2 separate regions of the Homo sapiens genome follow, and region 2 is linked to region 1. A link is an interaction called in ENCODE POLR2A ChIA-PET data of the cell type or tissue named here. Cell type or tissue: CD4-positive, alpha-beta T cell. All regions are shown on one strand.

Region 1 (2,500 bases):
CACCCTCCACCCCCAATTGGGAGCCCTGCCCCCCTGGGGCCGGGCCAAGCCCAGCAGCTGGCTGGGATCCCATGGGGGACTGGTAGGGCACAGGTCTTGGGGGATAGAGGTGACCGGGCCAGTGCCCTGGGGCTCTGGCCATGAAGTCTCGGCAGAAAGGAAAGAAGAAGGGCAGCGCAAAGGAGCGGGTTTTTGGGTGCGACTTGCAGGAGCACCTGCAGCACTCAGGCCAGGAGGGTAAGGAGGCCGGCTCAGCTTCTGCAGGGTGGGTGGGGAGGCACTGGGCATCTGCAGCCCGATCCAGCCTGAAGGGCAGAAGCAGTTTCCGGTGCTCCTGGGGAAGGGGCAGTGGCCTGGGGTCACCATTCAAGAGAACTGTAAGTGGGCAAGACAGGAAATGTGGCTCAGTGAAGAAGGCAGGGCGGCTCCCTTGTGTAACTTTCTGGGGATGGGGTGGCTGAGGGGATGAGAATGTGAGTACCCAGGTAGCAGTGAGGGGGAGGATGGAGAGACTGGAAACCGAGGAGGAGTGGATGAAACAGCGGGCAGGTGACTGGGAACAGGAGAGGGAGGGTGAGGCGACAGGGTCAGGAGAGGAGTGGCTGAAGGGGAAATGATTATCCTTAGGTCTGAATGAAAGGAGACAGGGAAATGGCCCCAGAAGGGTCTCAAGATGGCCCTTGAGGCGGGTGGTTTCCTGGCTGGAGAACACCCAAGGACAAGGTCATGGGCTCTGTTCCCACTGCAGCCTTGCTGGGCCGCAGGGGATGATGTCGGGCTGGAAACAACCTCTGCCCCTAGTCTTTGTGATTCTCTTGTTGTCCCTGTGCAAAAGAGAAACAGGTTCAAAGTGGGGGGCAAGGGGAGAAGCTGCTGAAATGGGGAAGAATGAAAGAGAGGGTGTGAGGCCTGGCTTGAAGCTGGAGGTGGAGGGTGCAAAGGAGGGTGGGTGTGGAGCTGTCTGTGGAGCTCACCCAGCTCCCTCCCTGGGTTACCTTAGAGTGGGCTTTGAAGCCAGAAGGACCAGGGACAATATCAGGTTCACAACGGGGCCTGGCATGGAGCAGCCACTCAAAATCATTTCTTGATTCAATTTGAAATTGAACCCAGGCACCCTGGCTGCCCAGCCCAGCTTGTTTTTGGCACTTCAAGCTCCTCCTAGAGAAAGGCATAATTCTTTCCCCACTCCACCCCATTCCACCCCACCCCAATCTGTCATTTCCTCTTTGTCCCCTCCTCTGCTCTGGGCTGTGGTGCTTGCAGCGGAGGGAGGGTGATGGTGGTTCCCAGATCATTTCCTGCTCTTAGCCCCGCCCCTGCGTCCCCAGACACCTCCTTCCCCTTTTCTCCTCCAGTGAGAGGACCCCTATCCCCATTGCCCTTGGTTAAGGGAAAGCCCAGACCCCAAGGAAGAGTGTTAAACAGCTGAAGCGAGCTTATTTGAGCCTTCCTCTTCTCACTGGGCAGAGTGGAGGTGGCACAGCCATCAGTGCAGGGCTTACTCCTTTCTAAGGGACTCCTCTCAAGAGCTATGATTCTTAGCCAAGGATTATGAGATTTAATTGGGGATGATGTGCTCCTCCCAGCTCAATGCAAACCCTCAGTTCAGCCTTTCCTGGTACTGCCCTTTTTTGTGGTCCACCAACCAATTTTATCTTGAAACACTGAACCCACAGCCAGCCCAGACCCTGCTCCTATAACCCTCCCGGCCTCTTCCTGGATTCCTAGCAGGGAAGGGGCACACTCTCTAGAGGGGACAGACAGATCTGATTGCTGAATCCTGATCCTAGGTGAATCCGAGAGCAGGAGACCAGAACCTCACAGAACCCAAGGGTGGGTTGATCTTGGGCACCAGAGTAGCAGTGGTGGCTCCTTCCCTATCCCTCAGGTCTTCCTGGTACAGAGAGGTGGAAAGTGGAAGGAAGGACAGAGAGAGGCTGGTGATGGTTCCTCTCTTTAATCCAACATCCACAAAAAAATGAGAGCAGAGAGATCTTTGTTTTCGCTTAATTTATCCTCCCTGATCACGTTGGTCTCCCCCATCCCCACAGCCTTGCTCCATCTCAGCCCTCTCTCCAGCTCTTTGCCCCCACATGGGTCTCTTCCTTCCTTAAGCCCTGTATATACTGAATTCTTTCTTTTCCTAATCTTTGATAGATTGTTCAGGTTTCTTTCTTTCTTTCTTTCTTTCTTTTTTGAGATGGAGTCTTGCTCTGTCCCAGGCTGGAGTGTAGTGGGGTGATCTCGGCTCACTGCAACCTCTGCCTCCCAGGTTCAAGCAGTTCTCCTGCCTCAGCCTCCAGAGTAGCTGGGATTACAGGCAGGCACCACCACACCCAGCTAATTTTTGTATTTTTAGTAGAGACAGGGTTTCACCATGTTGGCCAGGCTGGTCTCGAACACTGACCTCATGATCCACCCGCCTCGGCCTCCCAAAGTGCTGGGATTACAGGCGTGAGCCACCGCACCTGGCCGATTGTTCAGGTTTCTAATTCTCAGG
Region 2 (2,500 bases), 71 kb after region 1:
CATTGACTTCCCTTCTAAGTAGACAGCAAAAATGGCGGGGGTCGCAGGAATCTGCACTCAACTGCCCACCTGGCTGGCAGGGATCTTTGAATAGGTATCTTGAGCTTGGTTCTGGGCTCTTTCCTTGTGTACTGACGACCAGGGCCAGCTGTTCTAGAGCGGGAATTAGAGGCTAGAGCGGCTGAAATGGTTGTTTGGTGATGACACTGGGGTCCTTCCATCTCTGGGGCCCACTCTCTTCTGTCTTCCCATGGGAAGTGCCACTGGGATCCCTCTGCCCTGTCCTCCTGAATACAAGCTGACTGACATTGACTGTGTCTGTGGAAAATGGGAGCTCTTGTTGTGGAGAGCATAGTAAATTTTCAGAGAACTTGAAGCCAAAAGGATTTAAAACCGCTGCTCTAAAGAAAAGAAAACTGGAGGCTGGGCGCAGTGGCTCACGCCTATAATCCCAGAGGCTGAGGCAGGCGGATCACCTGAGGTCAGGAGTTCAAGATCAGCCTGACCAACATGGAGAAACCCTACTAAAAATACAAAGTTAGCCAGGCATAGTGGTGCATGCCTGTAATCCCAGCTGCTCAGGAGCCTGGCAACAAGAGCAAAACTCCAGCTCAAAAAAAAAAAGAAAGAAAAGAAAGCTGGAGCTGGTGGCTTAGGCCATCACCCTTCCCTTGGCTGGAACTACTGGACAGACCCTTTTGAGATGTGCCTGTGGTGCTGTGGAGATGTGTGTAGTGGTCTTAGCTCTTTGTTGAGCTTGTGTGTGTGTTGTGTAGTCTTAGCTGTATGCTGAAATTGGGCGTGTGTTGGAGGGCTTCTTAGCTCTTTGGTGAGATTGTATTTCTATGTGTTTGTATCAGCTGAATGTTGCTGGAAATAAAACCTTGGTTTGTCAAGGCTCTTTTTTGTGGGAAGTAAGTAGGGGAAAAGGTCTTTGAGGGTTCCTAGGCTCCTTTGTACAACAGGAAAATGCCTCAAAGCCTTGCTTCCCAGCAACCTGGGGCTGGTTCCCAGTGCCTGGTCCTGCCCCTTCCTGGTTCTTATCTCAAGGCAGAGCTTCTGAATTTCAGGCCTTCATTCCAGAGCCCTCTTGTGGCCAGGCCTTCCTTTGCTGGAGGAAGGTACACAGGGTGAAGCTGATGCTGTACTTGGGGGATCTCCTTGGCCTGTTCCACCAAGTGAGAGAAGGTACTTACTCTTGTACCTCCTGTTCAGCCAGGTGCATTAACAGACCTCCCTACAGCTGTAGGAACTACTGTCCCAGAGCTGAGGCAAGGGGATTTCTCAGGTCATTTGGAGAACAAGTGCTTTAGTAGTAGTTTAAAGTAGTAACTGCTACTGTATTTAGTGGGGTGGAATTCAGAAGAAATTTGAAGACCAGATCATGGGTGGTCTGCATGTGAATGAACAGGAATGAGCCGGACAGCCTGGCTGTCATTGCTTTCTTCCTCCCCATTTGGACCCTTCTCTGCCCTTACATTTTTGTTTCTCCATCTACCACCATCCACCAGTCTATTTATTAACTTAGCAAGAGGACAAGTAAAGGGCCCTCTTGGCTTGATTTTGCTTCTTTCTTTCTGTGGAGGATATACTAAGTGCGACTTTGCCCTATCCTATTTGGAAATCCCTAACAGAATTGAGTTTTCTATTAAGGATCCAAAAAGAAAAACAAAATGCTAATGAAGCCATCAGTCAAGGGTCACATGCCAATAAACAATAAATTTTCCAGAAGAAATGAAATCCAACTAGACAAATAAAGTAGAGCTTATGAAATGGTTCAGTAAAGATGAGTTTGTTGTTTTTTGTTTTGTTTTGTTTTGTTTTTTTAAAGACGGAGTCTCGCTCTGTCACCCAGGCTGGAGTGCAGTGGTATGATCTTGGCTCACTGTAACCTCCGCCTCCCGGGTTCAAGCCATTCTCCTGCCTCAGTCTCCTGAGTAGCTGGGATTACGGGTGCGTGCCACCATGCCTGGCTAATTTTTGTGTTTTTAGTAGAGACAGGGTTTCACCATGTTGGTCGGGCTGGTCTCAAACTCCTGACCTCTTGATCCGCCTGCCTTGGCCTCCCAAAGTGATGGGATTACAGATGTGAGCCACCGTGCCTAGCCAAGGATGAGATTTTTAAAGTATGTTTCAGTTCTGTGTCATGGTTGGAAGACAGAGTAGGAAGGATATGGAAAAGGTCATGGGGAAGCAGAGGTGATTCATGGCTCTGTGAATTTGAGGTGAATGGTTCCTTATTGTCTAGGCCACTTGTGAAGAATATGAGTCAGTTATTGCCAGCCTTGGAATTTACTTCTCTAGCTTACAATGGACCTTTTGAACTGGAAAACACCTTGTCTGCATTCACTTTAAAATGTCAAAACTAATTTTTATAATAAATGTTTATTTTCACATTGAGTTTGTTTAAATCCTGAAGTTCTTACCTTAAGAGAATTGGGACTCCTAGAGTGATTGGACATTCAAAATATTCCTGATAGTCTTGTTAATTAAGAGATTA

What was found. ChIA-PET counts read pairs that join two places held together with the same protein. Peaks named below come from ENCODE experiments on the same cell type or tissue, not always from the same donor. Only the 100,000 strongest peaks of a DNase experiment are listed, where the experiment ranks them.
Region 2: POLR2A ChIA-PET joins it to region 1 with 10 read pairs; 13 of 35 experiments call an interaction of 5 or more read pairs at or near these places.

What each region holds. Positions count from the first base shown.
Region 1 is chr1:161,067,265-161,069,764 of GRCh38, reverse strand. ARHGAP30 (Rho GTPase activating protein 30) reads left to right here. Exons shown (of 12, transcript NM_001025598.2): 1 at 1-237. The coding sequence starts at 141. Among named protein-coding and RNA genes, the nearest start is that of ARHGAP30, 1.4 kb to the left of the region's middle. RefSeq lists a silencer at 1-138 and an enhancer at 35-581. In CD4-positive, alpha-beta T cell, no CTCF peak of the experiment used is centred here; a DNase peak (open chromatin) is centred at 1,284; H3K4me3 peaks cover 2,500 bases; H3K27ac peaks cover 2,500 bases.
Region 2 is chr1:160,996,094-160,998,593 of GRCh38, reverse strand. F11R (F11 receptor) reads left to right here. Exons shown (of 10, transcript NM_016946.6): 10 at 1-2,500. Among named protein-coding and RNA genes, the nearest start is that of F11R, 24 kb to the left of the region's middle. In CD4-positive, alpha-beta T cell, a CTCF peak has its summit at 1,086 (motif pointing left); a DNase peak (open chromatin) is centred at 1,103.